Regions from separate parts of the Homo sapiens genome. Here region 1 is linked to region 2. Evidence: chromatin contacts called from ENCODE Hi-C or POLR2A ChIA-PET data. All regions are on one chromosome and are shown on one strand. Each heading gives the region's core, a stretch centred on a gene start or an enhancer-like site at or near the end of the contact. The rest is flanking DNA. Distances are from core to core; before and after follow the strand shown.

What was found. Hi-C counts contacts between places; a loop is a spot of excess contacts on that map. ChIA-PET counts read pairs that join two places held with the same protein, here RNA polymerase II (POLR2A). Pooled maps may share reads with other maps.
Region 1: a map of PC-3 shows a loop between it and region 2 (4-fold over the local background). The contact joins the promoter of SLC7A7 here to the enhancer-like site in region 2. A Hi-C loop is called at or near these places in 27 of 168 maps with a recorded cell type or tissue (HCT116, HL-60/S4, K562 and 16 more), 3 of 37 single-sample maps with no recorded cell type and 26 of 50 pooled maps. POLR2A ChIA-PET finds 5 or more read pairs at or near these places in 8 of 52 experiments (HEK293T, OCI-LY7, PC-9 and 4 more).

What each region holds. Positions count from the first base shown.
Region 1 is chr14:22,810,735-22,818,223 of GRCh38, forward strand. It overlaps SLC7A7 (solute carrier family 7 member 7), which reads right to left and starts at 4,701. Exons shown (of 10, transcript NM_003982.4): 1 at 4,586-4,701; 2 at 2,166-2,706. The coding sequence starts at 2,664. RefSeq lists silencers at 2,549-2,608, 2,629-2,688 and enhancers at 3,996-4,502, 4,691-4,790.
Region 2 is chr14:22,647,202-22,654,365 of GRCh38, forward strand. No RefSeq gene overlaps it. Among named protein-coding and RNA genes, the nearest start is that of OR6J1, 6.4 kb to the left of the region's middle. RefSeq lists an enhancer at 3,983-4,202. Within about 2 kb of position 3,010, at least 2 of the 41 ENCODE cell types and tissues checked have a DNase peak (open chromatin) inside an H3K27ac peak, as active enhancers do; they include PC-3 and PC-9, where a contact is called at or near this core.

The sequences.
Region 1 (7,489 bases), core at 3,451-5,950, 170 kb after region 2:
TGGGAGGCCAAGGCGGGCGGATCACCTGAGGTCGGGAGTTCAAGACCAGCCTGACCAACATGGAGAAACCCTGTCTCTAATAAAAATACAAAAATTAGCCAGGCGTGGTGGCACATGCCTGTAATCCCAGCTACTTGAGAGGCTGAGGCAGGAGAATCACTTGAACCCGGGAGGCAGAGGTTGTGGTGAGCCGAGATTGTGCCATTGCACTCCAGCCTGGGCAACAAGAGTGAAACTCCGTCTCGGAAAAAAAAAACCTCAGTGAAAACCCCCTTCTTGCAACACAAAGCAGTGCCTTCCACCCCTCCCTGACTGTTGCCATGTATGACAAACATCCCATATGCAGAGATGAGTCCAGGCCAGACACAAGGACACACAAAACACAGAAGGACCCCACAGAAGACAGCCAGTTCTCTACACAACAGTAAAATCAGAGAAGCTGGAAAGGAAGTTGAGGAGTGAATGGGGCAATACAGAAATTGAAAGAAAAAAGGACACAAACTGATTGGAGAGCGGTGAGCCAATGAGCAATTGCACCTGGTGCAAAATTCCTGTGCCCCAACTGCTAGAGCAGCTGCCCCTCAAATTGACAGAATGTCTGAGCTTCTTCACAGTTGCAGGGTGGAAGGCATCTCTAAGGTCCTAGGCTCTCCCAGGTTGGAAGGGCATTTTTCAAGAATAGTGGCATCTGAGGGATGGGGCTATGGAGAATCATCATCTCAGCACCTCCAATGGCTTTACTGAATGTACAGATTTAAATAATGTTTTATTTATGAGATGGAGAAAAAGCCAAGGTGGACTGAAATGACAGTATTAAAAATCTAGCCCACAGAGGCCGGGTGCAGTGGCTCACGCCTGTGATCCCAACACTTTGGGAAGCCAAGGCAGGTAGATCACTTGAGCTCAGGAGTTCGAGTCCAGCCTGGCCAACACAGTGAAACCCCGTCTCCACCAAAAATACAAAAAAATTAGCTAGGCATGGTGGCACATGCCTGTAATCCCAGCTACTAGGGAGGCTGAGGCAGGAGAATCACTTGAACCCAGAAGATGGAGGTTGCAGTGAGCTGAGATTGCACCACTCAAGCCTGGGCGACAGAGTGACTCTATCTCAAAAAAAAAAAAAAAAAAAAAGGAAGAATCCAGCCTACAGAAATACTCATGCAGCTGCAAAAAGATATTCACTGGAGCATTATCTGTAAGACTGAGAAACTGAAACCAACGTACATGGCCATTAACAGAGGACCAGCTAGATAAATAAACTACTATGCATCCTTAAAATTCACATGAAATAATATGAAGCATTTTTTAAAAAGTAGATCTGTAAGTAGAAAAGAATGTCACTGATAATGCTAGAGGAAAAGCACACTGTAGAATTACATGTAGACTAGTATGACCTCATTTTTGTAAAAGAACAAAACTACACCTCTTTTTTTTTTATTTTTATTTTTTTGAGATAGAGTCTCACTCTGTTGCCCAGGCTGGAGTGCAGTGGTGCGATCTTGGCTCACCGCAACCTCTGCCTCCTGGGTTCAAGCGATTCTCCTGCCTCAGCCTCCTGAGTAGCTGGGATTACAGGCACCTGCCACCACACCCAGCTAATTTTTGTATTTTTAGTAGAGATGGGGTTTCACCATGTTGGCCAGGCTAGTCTCGAACTCCTGACCTCAGGTGATCTGCCCACTTCAGCCTCCCAAAGTGCTGGGATTACAGGCATAAGCCACCACACCCTGCCAAAACTACATCTCTTGAAGGAACAAGAAAAAAAAATCAGTGTGCCTGTGGTCCCTGCTACTCAGGAGGCTGAGGCAGGAGGATAGCTTGAGCCTAGAAGTTCGAGGCTGAAGTAAGGTATAATCACACCACTGCACTCCAGTCTGGGTGACAGAGCAAAATACCTGTCTCTTTAAAAAAAAAAAAAAAAAATCAGGAAGAATATGCAAACTGCTAATAGTGCTTACTGTGAGAAGCTGGGGAAAAGGTGAGTGTTTTTGCGATACACTGTGGTACTGTTTGAATTTTCACACAAAGCATACTTTAACTATATATATATATATATATGTTGTCAGAGACATTCCTCTCTATCTCCTTCTTACTCCCAGACTGCACTCACATCCCAGCCTCTGTCCAGCCCTCCACCCACCACCTCCTACCCCAGCCCCACTTACAAATGCAGGCAGCAGCCAGCAGGCGGCTGGCAGCATAAGGGGCGAAGCAGCTCGGGAAGAGAGGCTGTACCATGTAGTTGGCAAAGGTGATGGCAATGATGGCCTGGCTGGTGGGCTCAATGATGAGCAGGGAGGTCCAGAGTCTGATGAAAGCAAGGAATCCTCCAAAGGCCTCCAGGATATAGGCATAGCTGGCCCCAGATTTCTTAATGGTGGTGCCCAGTTCCGCATAACAAAGGGCCCCAAAGACGGAGAAGAGGCCCCCGACAGCCCAGATGACCAGAGAGAGACCAAAGGAGGCACTGTATATGAGCACACCCTTGGGGGAAACAAAGATGCCCGAGCCGATCATGTTCCCCACAATCAGGCACACGCCGTTAAGCAGTGAGATCTCCTTCTTCAGCTTCACCTGCTCCGGCCCTGGGCTGGCCCCATCACCCAAAGGGGAGGTTTCCACCTCAGGCTGGGAGGCCACTTCATACTCAGTGCTGTCAACCATGGTGGAGGAGAGGAAACCCTTCACCAGCTTCCTGGCATTGCCCTTTAAGGAAGAAAGATGATGCTATAGATTAGGTGGTTGGCAATTACATAGAACCTCTACCCGCCTCCAACACAGGGTAATACGGGCAGCTCACCAACCAATGCGGAGACCTCCAAATAACCTTTTCTCCAGCTCACTCATCAAAACAACCCCAACTTGAATATTTGTCTATCTATCTATGTATTTATTTATTTATTGACAGAGTCTCGCTCTGTAGCCCAGGCTGGAGTGCAGTGGTGCAATCTCGGCTCGGCTCACTGCAACCTCAGCCTCCCGGGTTCAAGCGCTTCTCTTGCCTCAGCCTCCCAAGTAGCTGGGATTACAGGCACCTGCCACCACGCGTGGCTAATTTTTTTTTTTTTTTTTTGAGATGGAGTTTTGCTCTTGTTGCCCAGGCTGGAGTGCAATGGCGCGATCTCAGCTCACTGCAACCTCCGCCTCCCGGGTTCAAGTGATTCTCCTGCCTCAGCCTCCCAAGTAGCTGGGATTATAGGCATGCACCACCACACCCAGCTAATTTTGTATTTTTAGTAGAGATGGGGTTTCTCCATGTTGGTCAGGATGGTCTCAAACTCCCGACCTCAGGTTATCCGCCCGCCTCGGCCTCCCAAAGTGCTGGGATTACAGGCGTGAGCCACCTTGCCCAGCCTCCAACTTGAATTTTTAAGAGAAGGCACTCATTCGCCAGAGAGAAAGGATCTGTCTCTCATCATTAGGACATTGCTGCCCACCCGACTCACCAAATAGAGAACTAAATCTTGGGCCGGGCGCTGTGGCTCACATCTGTAAACCCAGCACTTTGGGAGGCCAAGGCGGGCAGATCACCTAAAGTCGGGAGTTCGAGACCAGCCTGACCAACATTTAGAAACCCAGTCTCTACTAAAAATACAAAAATTAGCCATGCGTGGTGGCACATGCCTGTAATCCCAGCTGCTTGGGAGGCTGAGGCAGGAGAATCACTTGAGCCCGGGAGGCAGAGGTTGCGGTAAGCTAAGACTGGGCCATTGCACTCCAGCCTGGGCAACAAGAGCAAAACTCTGTCTCAAAAAAAAAACAAAATCAAAAACAAAACACTAAATGTTGGTTCTCTCTGAGCCTGCTATAATACAAGACAGGCATGGGGGCAGTGTGGCGGCTCCCAGAAAATAACTATAATGGCTTGACCCCGAGTTTTCAGCCTTATCCAAAACCCGTCTTCCCTCCAATTTCAGCTTCAGGGATCACCTGTGCTGAGGTACAACATTAGGAACTGACCCTACCAGCAGCTAATCTGTGGGAGCGTCTCATGACACTGCTCTTTTCCCCAAGGACTCTACGTCTGCCAAAACTAAAGGCTTCAGAAACCTGCTGGAAACCCACAACCATCCTCCTGCCCAAAGAGCATCCCTTAACCCTTAGCTGGAGTCTTCAGCCCTGGCAAAGCCCAAGTAGACCCACTTCACCCTGAAAGAAGACAGGCTATTATCTTTTCCTTGCTTTTCCTTTCCCATTCTCTGGTATTCTAAGCCTCCTGCTATCGATCCCTCACATCAGCATCGTTGAATCACCCAAAAAAGTATGAATGAGAGAAGGGCGATCCAATGTACCATAAAACCTAGGGATGATTGGAGGCAGCTGATGGCCACTCCCTACCCCAGAGTTGCTGCTGGAGAGATATCACCCCGAGCCAAGGCAGGGAGACAGCTGCAGCCAGGCAGCACATGCTGGAAAACACCGAACAGGAGACAGCTGAGAGGAAAATGGGAGAGGCTAGTCAAGCAATGGAGAGATGTTAGGGTGAGAGGCACTCGGGAGAAGAAGCGATTAGACACTGCACAGCAGCAAAGAGGAGGGTTAGCAAGGTAAGTGGAGATGAGAAGAGGGTGGAACGCACACTCACTCCTTGGTCCTGGATATAAGCAGGTTCTCACGGCAGTGTGAGCAGCAGTCAGGGAGAGAAGTGCCTTCCAGGATCTGTGGTCTGATGCTCCTCCTTCCCAGCCAGCAGTAAAAGGGAAGGCCAGACAAATGCCTATGGATTTAAGCAAGAAGGGTGGAGGAGGTGAGGCAGCCCGCAAAGGAAGGAGTGAGGGAGGGGGAAAGGAGTATTAAGCAACCATCTGGGTCCAAGGTTCACTGGCCCTTCACATCTGCAAAAGGGGCAGCTAGGAGCTCTTGGCTCAGCACTTTCTGTGATAAGAAGGTGCTCTCTCAGGAATCTCCTTTGTCAGCTCTGCTCTGGGACCAGGGGCCCAGAAGAAAGGACAGTCAGCTGAGTGCAGTATCTGTAGCCCTGGGGAAGCTGTCCCAGAGCAAGTTAGCTGAGGACAGGACAGTAGCGGGGAAGGAATACACAGCACTCTCTCTCTCTGTGTCCTCCATGCCCCACCCTAGCCTCTCTTCTCTCTCACCCCAAGCATTTAAGAAAGGGAGGAAGGTTGCACAGTGTGACACAAAGGCTTGTTCCCATGCTGAGATTACAGGAAGTGTAAGAGCAGTCTCTACACCATGTGACTGGGTGTTCTAAGAGAACTCTGCACACTTCCCCATGCAAAGAGAGACTGGGGGGTTGCCTCCAAGCCTGGGCCACTGCCCCAAAGTCTGAGCCTCAGACTACTTCAAAAGAAACACAGTCAAGAGATCAAATATCTGACTGCATCCCCACCAGACCCACGTGCCTTTTCATTCTTGACAAAACATACCAAGATCTCTGGGATAAGCATAAATTCCTATAAACGCCTTCCTCAAATATAAGTTGACTCCACTTTCCTAAAAAATATGAGGAAATCAGGCCAGACGCGGTGGCTCACGCCTGTAATCCCAGCACTTTGGGAGGCTGAGGCAGGCGGATCACAAGGTCAGGAGATCAAGACCATCCTGGCTAACACGGTGAAACCCCGTCTCTACTAAAAACACAAAAAAATAAAAATTAGCCGGGCGTGGTGGCGGGCACCTGTAGTCCCAGCTATTCGGGAGGCTGAGGCAGGAGAATGAGGAGAATGGCATGAACCCGGGAGGCGGAGCTTGCAGTGAACCCACATTAGGCCACTGCACTCCAGCCTGGGCAACACAGCAAGACTCCATCTCAAAAAAAAAAAATTAAAAAAGAATATGAGGAAATCAGATTTCACTGAATTCTGTTGGACAGACAGGCCCAGAACAGGCAGAGGAAGCTGAGCACTTTTTGGAAATCACATAGTTTATGCTATCTTTATTATTTACTTTAAATCTGGTATTCTGAGTCTCTTTTACCAACAGAAATAGACCCTATCCATTCTGAAATCCAACTGTCTGTTTCTTCTCCTATCTGTTCTAACCCTCTTTGGTTATTCTACAACCAGAGAATAGAGATCTAAATATCTCTGGGAGACATCTCTACCATACATCCTCCCATTCTAGCTCTTTAAACTTTTAATTTAATCTAGGAGGAGGATTCTGGTGTGAGCGTTCCCAGAGATCATGCTTCTCCCAAGACAGGCTCACAATGATCTGAAATCCTTCTGGAGGAGACTCTCCTTTTCTCCAAAATGCTCCTGTAATAATAATTGCTATCACTTATTGAGCACTTACTGGGCCAGACACACTGCTAAGGACTTAAGCACATTATCTCATGGAACCTCCAGAGCTCATATACTCTTAATCACACAAGTATACTATCTCTCCATCTCCCCATCCCCCTGGCCTGCCTTAGTCTCTAGGCCTTCCTTTTATTTTTTTTTTTTTTTATTTATTTTCTTTTTTTGAGACAGAGTCTCACTCTGTCCCCCAGGCTGGAGTGCAGTGGCACGATCTTGACTCACTGCAACCTCCACCACCTCCTGGTTCAAGCAATTCTCATGCATCAGCCTCCTGAGTAACTAGGATTACACCTGGCTAATTTTTGTGTTTTTATTTCGGTATTTTTATTTTATTTTATTTTATTTTATTTTATTTATTTTGAGACAGACACTTACTCTGTCGCCCAGGCTGGAGTGCAGTGGTGCAATCTCGGCTCACTGCAACCTCCACCTACTGGGTTCAAGCAATTCTCCTGCCTCAGCCTCCCGAGTAGCTGGGATTACAGGTGCACACCACCACGCCCAGCTAATCTTTTTTGTTTTTAGTAGAGTCGGGGTTTCACCACATTGACCAGGATGGTCTTAAACTCCTAAACTCAGGCAATCCGCCCACCTCGGCCTCCCAAAGTGCTAGGATTACAGGCATGAGCCATTGTGCCCAGCCTAATTTTTGTATTTCTAGTAGAGACGAGGTTTTGCCATGTTGGCCAGGCCGGTCTTGAACTCCTGGCCTCAACTGATCCACCTGCTTCTGCCTCCCAAAGTGATGGGATTACAGGCGTGAGCCACCGATGCCACCTTAGACCTTGCTTTTGGACAGGAATTATCTACATGAATTACCTGGGGGAAGATGTAAGCAGACTAGATTAAAAAGAAAGAAAGCCTCTGTCATCCTTCAGTCTATAGCCTAGACGAAAGGCTCCAACAAAGTTTGTTAATCTCCTTCCTGGCTGCCCCTCCCCTTTCTCATTCTTTGCAGGGATAAGAGGTGATTACAAGTCCTCTTGGCAGTGCTGCTATTGCTAGGGTGCCCACTTCTAAAGCAAACAAAAAAAAAAACACAAACACATCATCACGCCTGCCCTTTTAAGACCAAATTCACTGGCACCAAGGGGTGGGCATGTGTCCTAATATGACGTAAAAGAAAGGAAGGAAGGAGGGACAAAGGAAGGGAAAACTGTGAGGGGGAATGGAGAGAGAAGTGTACAGGGTTTCATTCCTGACTGGTAGCATCTGAAAAGTGAAGT
Region 2 (7,164 bases), core at 1,760-4,259:
ACCTGGGTTCAAGTGATTCTTCTGCCTCAGCCTCCCGAGTAGTGGAATTACGGGCATGTGCCACCATGCCTGACTAATTTTGTATTTTTAGTAGAGACAGGGTTCTCCATCTCTGGAGAACTGGTCTCGAACTCCCAACCTCAGATAATGCACCCACCTTGGCCTCCCAAAGTGCTGGGATTACAGGTGTGAGCCACCGCGCCCAGCCTCTCTTTTTTTTGAGACCAAGTGTCGTTCTGTCACCCAGGCTGGAGTGCAGTGGTGCCATCTCAGCTCACTGCAACCTCTGCCTCCCAGGGTCAAGTGATTCTCATGCATCAGACTCTTGAGTTGCTGGGAGCACAGGCATGCACCACCATGCCCAGCTAACTTTTGTATTTTTAGTAGAGAGGAGGTTTAGCCATTTGGCCAGGCTGGTCTCAAACTCCTGACCTCAAGTGATCCACCCGCCTCTGCCTCCCAAAGTGCTGGGATTACAGGTGTGAGCCACCATACCCAGCTGATTCCATTTTTTAAAGACATATATTAATGCATAGATAAAAGAATATAAGTATATTAACTAAAATATTAATTGTGGTTATTTCTGCATGCCGGGATCTATTCTTTCTTTTTTTTTTTTTTTTTTTTTTTTTTGAGACAGAGTCTTGCTCTTTCGCCCAGGCTGGAGTGCAGTGGCGCGATCTCGGCTCACTGCAAGCTCCGCCTCCCGGGTTCACGCCATTCTTCTGCCTCAGCCTCCCGAGTAGCTGGGACTACAGGCGCCCGCCACCACCCCCAGCTAATTTTTTGTATTTTTAGTAGAGACGGGGTTTCACCGTGTTAGCCAGGATGGTCTTGATCTCCTGACCTCGTGATCTGCCCACCTCAGCCTCCCAAAGTGCTGGGATTATAGGCGTGAGCCACCGCGCCTGGCCTATTCTTTCTTATTTTTATATTATTGTGGTAGATAGGTCAATCATTGTGTTCCCCACCCAGAGCCCTAACTGCAGTGTTCCTACATATGAGTTGGCCACCCATCCGATTGGGTCACAGGTAGGCAAACAACCCAGGAGAAACTAAGCCAAAGGTGGGGATAAATGCAGCAGATTTCCTCAAGAAATTGAACCAAGAGGCACAGAAACTATGATAGACACCTGTTGTTTTAAACATTCTTTCTTATTTTCTTCTATTAACCACTACCTCATTCCCTTTTGGGAAGCAGCTCCTTCTCCATTACACAAACCATGTGATTCTAATGGGACTATATAATATCACAATATAAAGCCAAAGTTCATGAAAGGGAACACGATCTATTATAATATCCATCACCCAACCACAGTGACTGATCCAAAGAGTGACCATCCAACCCAAGGCAGGCCAGGAATCCCTCCTTTAGAATCCATATGTTGGAGCAGAGTTAGGAAAAGCTCTCTCCTCTGGGCTCAAAAGCTGTGATGATGTAACCCTGAGCTGCCAGTAGATCTACACCCAGCCTCACCCTTCCACTGTTGCACGGAGAGAGCCTTTCTGCTGTCTGGATTCATGAGGACAACACACCAATGGAAATGCAGCTAAGAGACAGAGATAGAATTTGGACACTGTTGTGTATGACTGGATCAGTCATGCCTGAGGCCTGCCAACAATATCCTTTCTGATTGTACAAGCCAAAAAATCCTCCGTTTTTCTTAAGTTCATTTGAATTATGGTCTTCTGCAGTCATAAGAGCTCTAACAAACACAGAGACTAATTAGTAAGACGCTGGTGGGTACTTTTCTGAAAAGTTGTGTAGAGTTGGGGCTGGAGTAGGTGCCATAGCAAACCAAAGTGATTCCTAAGCTGAAGTCATAGGGGAGCAAATAAACCATCAGTGATAGTAGAGACCTTGTTTCAAAGAGAAGTGTAACAGTAGCTTAGACTCAGAGACAAGTAATGACTGAGGGAACACGGGCCCACCGGAAAGGATGGTGGCAGCCTGAGCTGCTGACTTTCTTGTTCCAATCCCTGTGTGCCTTGTTCCTACTCTTGGATGCCCATGAGAGACTGCCTGATGTATTCTTTCTACAATCTTACACATACACACACACACTCACATACACACAAGACTTTAGTCAACTAGCTTGAGTAAGCCTCTGTTTTTTAAATTCAAAGTATCAATGAGTAAGAAAATAGTGTTCATACATCACATTTCTAATCAGAAAGTTATTTTTAAGATCCAAACAAACTTTTGCTCTACAGAAATTTATTTAACATAAATGACATTTATAAATTTATAGATTAAGGCAAAAATTCACTTTAAAGGTCAATGACCTTTGGACAATTTCTGTACAAGGACAATACTTCCAGAAAGTTTAAGGCTGTCAACCTTATTCTGCTTTAACTCCAGCCACTCTCATGTCTGCCTTCCCTTACTTGAGCATGGTAATGGGTCTGGCAACTGGCTAATTATAATAGGCGACAAGGATGAATATGTTTTAGGCCCAACCAACAATTTTATGATGTACTAGCAACTCTCATGAGGATGTCATTCATAAGTTGGTTTTTTTTTAAGTACTAGTTCCACTATATAATTGATGTTTTATATTAGCCATCTCCCCCTCCCCACAATTGTATATGATCATAGGAATAGAATTTTGAAGATGGAAGGACCCTAGTTCTATAACCTCCTCATGTCACAGAAGGGTGTTAAGTCTAACACAGGTCAAATGAATCACCCAAGGTAACAAAACTTTGAAGGCAAAAACTCCAGCTTTCTTGACCAGAGCAGTATAGAGAAGAAAATCAATGAAAGCTAGTGGTACAGGCACAGGATTCATGGAAGATGTGAGATTAAAATCAAGACTTAGCCTTTCAATACAGGGCAATGAGTACCACCAGACTATGAGTAGAAAGAGCCAGGTACTGGCTCAGGCTATGCCTTATCCATTTATATGACTCCCTGAAGGTAGAAACTAGGTTTTATTCTTCGTGGTATTCCCTACGCCCAATATCATAACAAAGACATGAGAGAAACTCAATAAAAAAGTGAATAAGGAGTGGGTGAGTAAGTAAGCAAATAGATAGGAAACCTAATACTCTGGAGAAGTCTATGTAGAAAAGGAAAAAAAGGGCCGGGTGCTGTGGTTCATGCCTGTTATCCCAGCTACTGAGGAGACTGTGCCCGGAGGATCCCTTGAGCCCAGGAGTTTGAGACCAGCCTGGGCAACATAGTGAGCCCTCATCTCAGAAAATGGGAATAGAGCCTCGGTGAAAGCCTTCAGTTAAAAGGCAGGAGAAGGAGTCACCACTGGGAACAAGAGAAAGAGTAGTGAGAAAGCAAACCAACAGAAAGCCAGTGGTACAGGATTAGCAAGCAGGGGAGGAGAAATCCAAGACGTAGGTATGTCAGCAGTGCCAGAAACTAGGAAAAGGTTATGAAACATGAGAGCGAAGGAAAAGTCATTGGATAAAAAATTTTTAAGGCTAAGTGTCTATTGCTAAGCAAGACTAGCAGCATATTTTGGCTAGGCAAGAACTGGGGTTCCAGTGTGGCTGAGAAGAGCAGAAAACATCCATCCCCAGCCTCGCACCACTGGCATGCTTCCTGAACCCACCCCTCAGAATATCTGCTTACATTAGTGCCTCTATTTCCACAGCAAATAGAGATAAGAAGAGTCCCTTTATATCTATTTGCATATACCAAATTATGTTAAAAATCAGGATTCTCCCAGGGGTAAAAACGGACTGGAAAAAAAAAAAAAGGACTGGAACGTTGATCCTCATTTAGATTCAAGAACATAAAAATAGGTCTGATGTATGCAAGTGCCCGTAGTCTGAGGTTAGGTTACAGAAAAGGATTATGGAGCCTCTAAGAAGGAACTCACCACAAGGGAAGAAGGACTCTGAACTGGTGAGCTGTGTTCAGGCACAGCTCCTTAAGTACACTGTATGTCTGCGATCCTGGCAGTGTAGAGAATCAGTGAGCATGTGGGCATGTGATACTGGTGGACCTCTTCCATGAATGCCTCTAATACTTTGAGACACAGTTCATTTCACTCTAAGGTCCCATACCTGTCAGAACTCACAGCATAGTTAACAGCAGGCCTGTGGTTTCTAGAAGAGGCAATGGCAACAGTGGCCCCTGGCTCCTTCAGTGGTGGTGGCAGAGACCCATGAGGTGACCAAAACCAGCTGTTGTGGTGACTCAGCCCACAACACCCATCAAGCACCCTCCTGGAACACGGTAGACCAAAGATGCTCAATAAAAGCAGCACAGCTGAATGACTGAATTCAGAGAGGCATTTAGGAGCAATTGGTATCAAAGTCACTGCAAATATTGAGTAGCAATGCAAGAACCTTCCAAGTGTCATTCCTCATCTCTTCCCTGTGAGAAAAGAAAAATAGCTGAAAGCAGCCTGAGCTCTGTGAGGCATGCAAAATTTATCAGGTCCAGGGACACATGAGTGTGGGACCTCAGTCACGCCCACTGTCCCCCACCATCCCCATGACCAGGGGCAAGTGTTTAAAGGTGTTTTGGTCTTGACTAGCTGCCTTGCCTATTATCTTCATGTTCCTGGCATTTGTGATACAAAGCACAATGCATAGCTAATTAATAGCTTATGTTATTTTGATGCAACTTCTTGGCAAACAACTTAGGAACTGCCTCTTTAAAAACTCACATGTAACTGCTGCTAACTAATCTCAGCACATAGTCAGGGCAACCTGAATCTATGCACCCAAATTGTAGTCCTCAAATCTGGCCCAAGTAAACTCCCTACTTTTATTAATTTTGTCTCAGTTTTTGTCCTTTAGGTCGACACCTGTGTCCTGGATCTCAGTTCACTAGATTAGGTCAGGACCAGTGGGTTAGGAGAGTGAAGGTTTCACATTCCATCAGCCCTGGCACTAAATGTCAAGAAGAATAGTGCCGGGCTGGGCGCAGTGGCTCATGCCTGTAATCCCAGCACTTTGGGAGGCCAAGGAGGGTGGATCACTTGAGGTCAGAAGTTCAAGACCAGCCTGGCCAACAAGGTGAAACTCCGTCTCTACTAAAAACACAAAAATTAGCCAGGCATGGTGGTGGGTGCCTGTAATCCCAGCTACTCAGGAGGCTGATGCAGGAGAATCGCTTGAACCCGGGAGGCGGAGGTTGCAGTGAGCCAAGATCGTGCCATTGTTCTCCAGCCTGGGCAACAACAGCGAAACGTCATCTCAAAAAAAAAAAAATTGAAAAATTGAAAAGAAAAAGAAAAATAGTGCCAGGGATGCAAGTACTGCCAGCCTCAAAGCACCTCGAGGCACTGATGCCGCTGGCATTTGCACACCTCAGCCTGGACTCTGCAGCGGCTGACAGGCACGTCTGCATCTTATCACTTAATAAACATTCATTGACACCTCCTATATCTTAGGCACTTTTGGTACATGCTGGAACACATTAGAGAACAAATCCAGTCCTTCCCCTCCAGGCATTTTTAGTCTAGAGCAGAAGCTTCAGAGTGTTCTAGCTTCAGAATTGTTCTTCAATTATACAAAAAAGGCCAGGCACGGTGGCTCATGCCTGTAATGGGAGGCCGAGGCGGGTGGATCACCTGAGGTCGGGAGTTTGAGACCAGCCTGACCGACATGGAGAAACCGCGTGTCTACTAAAAATACAAAATTAGCCCAGCTTGGTGGCACACGCCTGTAATCCCGGCTACTCGGGAGGCTGAGGCAGGAGAATCGCTTGAACCAGGGAGGTGGAGGTTGCAGTGAGCTGAGGTCGCACCATTGCACTCCAGCCTGGGCAAGAAGAGCAAAACTCCATCAAAATAAATAAGTAAATGAATAAATAAAATTATACAAAAAATTGTGTGTTTATGTAGATTGAGAGGGAGATGAGAACAGTCAAATTCTCAAATGGCTTTTTGACCCAGAAAAGGTTAAGAGCCTCCTAGTTGGGACCATCCATATCCCTCATTTCTAAATTCTTAGCAACTACCCCAGCACTTACTGACAGCACCTCTTGGGCATCTCTAACCTTTTGCAGTGTTCACAGTGCCTTCCTCACCAGCTCGTGGCAGACTCCTGGTGGAAGAGGAGGGAAGCACACCTCATTGTTGACATTGCCTCCTAGTTCCCGGGGAGCTCCATTCCAGGAAGGAATTTAACCAGGGAGTGGCTGTCCCTCTCTTTTGGATAACTTTGGGCTTATCCAGCGGACAAACCACTGCCTATTCCCTGACAGGCAGACTGACTCGGGGACATTTTTTCCCTGCCAAAGTACTGCTTGCTTCCCAAGACTTCTCCAGACTAAACATCCATTGACTGAGATGAAATATTACACTTTTCTTTTCCAAAGGGTCAAAGGGATTTCAGCAAGGTTCAGACTAAGGAAAAGAGGGCTGATTTGTGAATACACTGGGAAGAGCATTTTGGTCTAATGGTCTTATTTCTCATCCAAATTAATAACATGTCACTCTTGAGAACATTTTTGTTAATGACGCCTCAAAACACAACCCACCCAGCCCCAGACTGTGAGCCTTCAAAGACAAAGACAGGTCCCCGGCCTTCCCTTGGATGGCCCTACCGTTCTCTTCCCAGATGTTTTACGAGCCTGCTAATTTTTGTAAGATGTAATAAAATATATTTAAGGGAGAAAAAATGTACTAGACTGTTTTAATGAGCTTGAGCATCTATATTTTTGAAAATGTAATGTCAAGAAGCCAGGGAAAGTTGTTTTTTAAATTACCAGGAATTTTCTGATTCCACTTTTGGAGGAGACTTTGTTTGTTTATTTGTTTGTTTGTTTTTGAAAAACACTTCAATGGCTTTATGGCAGTAAAGCCAAAATCATATTCTCAGTAGCTTAAGACCGTGCTGAGCTACACAGCTCACCTTCATGACGCTGAGATGGCCTGCACTGTGGGAAGAGATCCCTCTCTACAGGTTAGGATGTGTCTTGAGAGGTGAGTCTGGGGCCACCATGGGGTTTTCCCTTCTCACTGGGCCTCCTGATCAGGGTCCAGCACCTGGCAGGGGAGTCATAGCAAATGGACCAGTGACAGACATGAGCAAAGACACTCCACGACAGAAGATAAGTCTCATGATAATGTGGCAGCAGAAAGAGAGATGAGCAGTGGGAGAGAAAAAACAAAATACCCTATCCAGATGAATGGCTGGTGGACTTTAAGAACAATAATCTCCTATATCTCATTGGATTTTTTCCCTCTT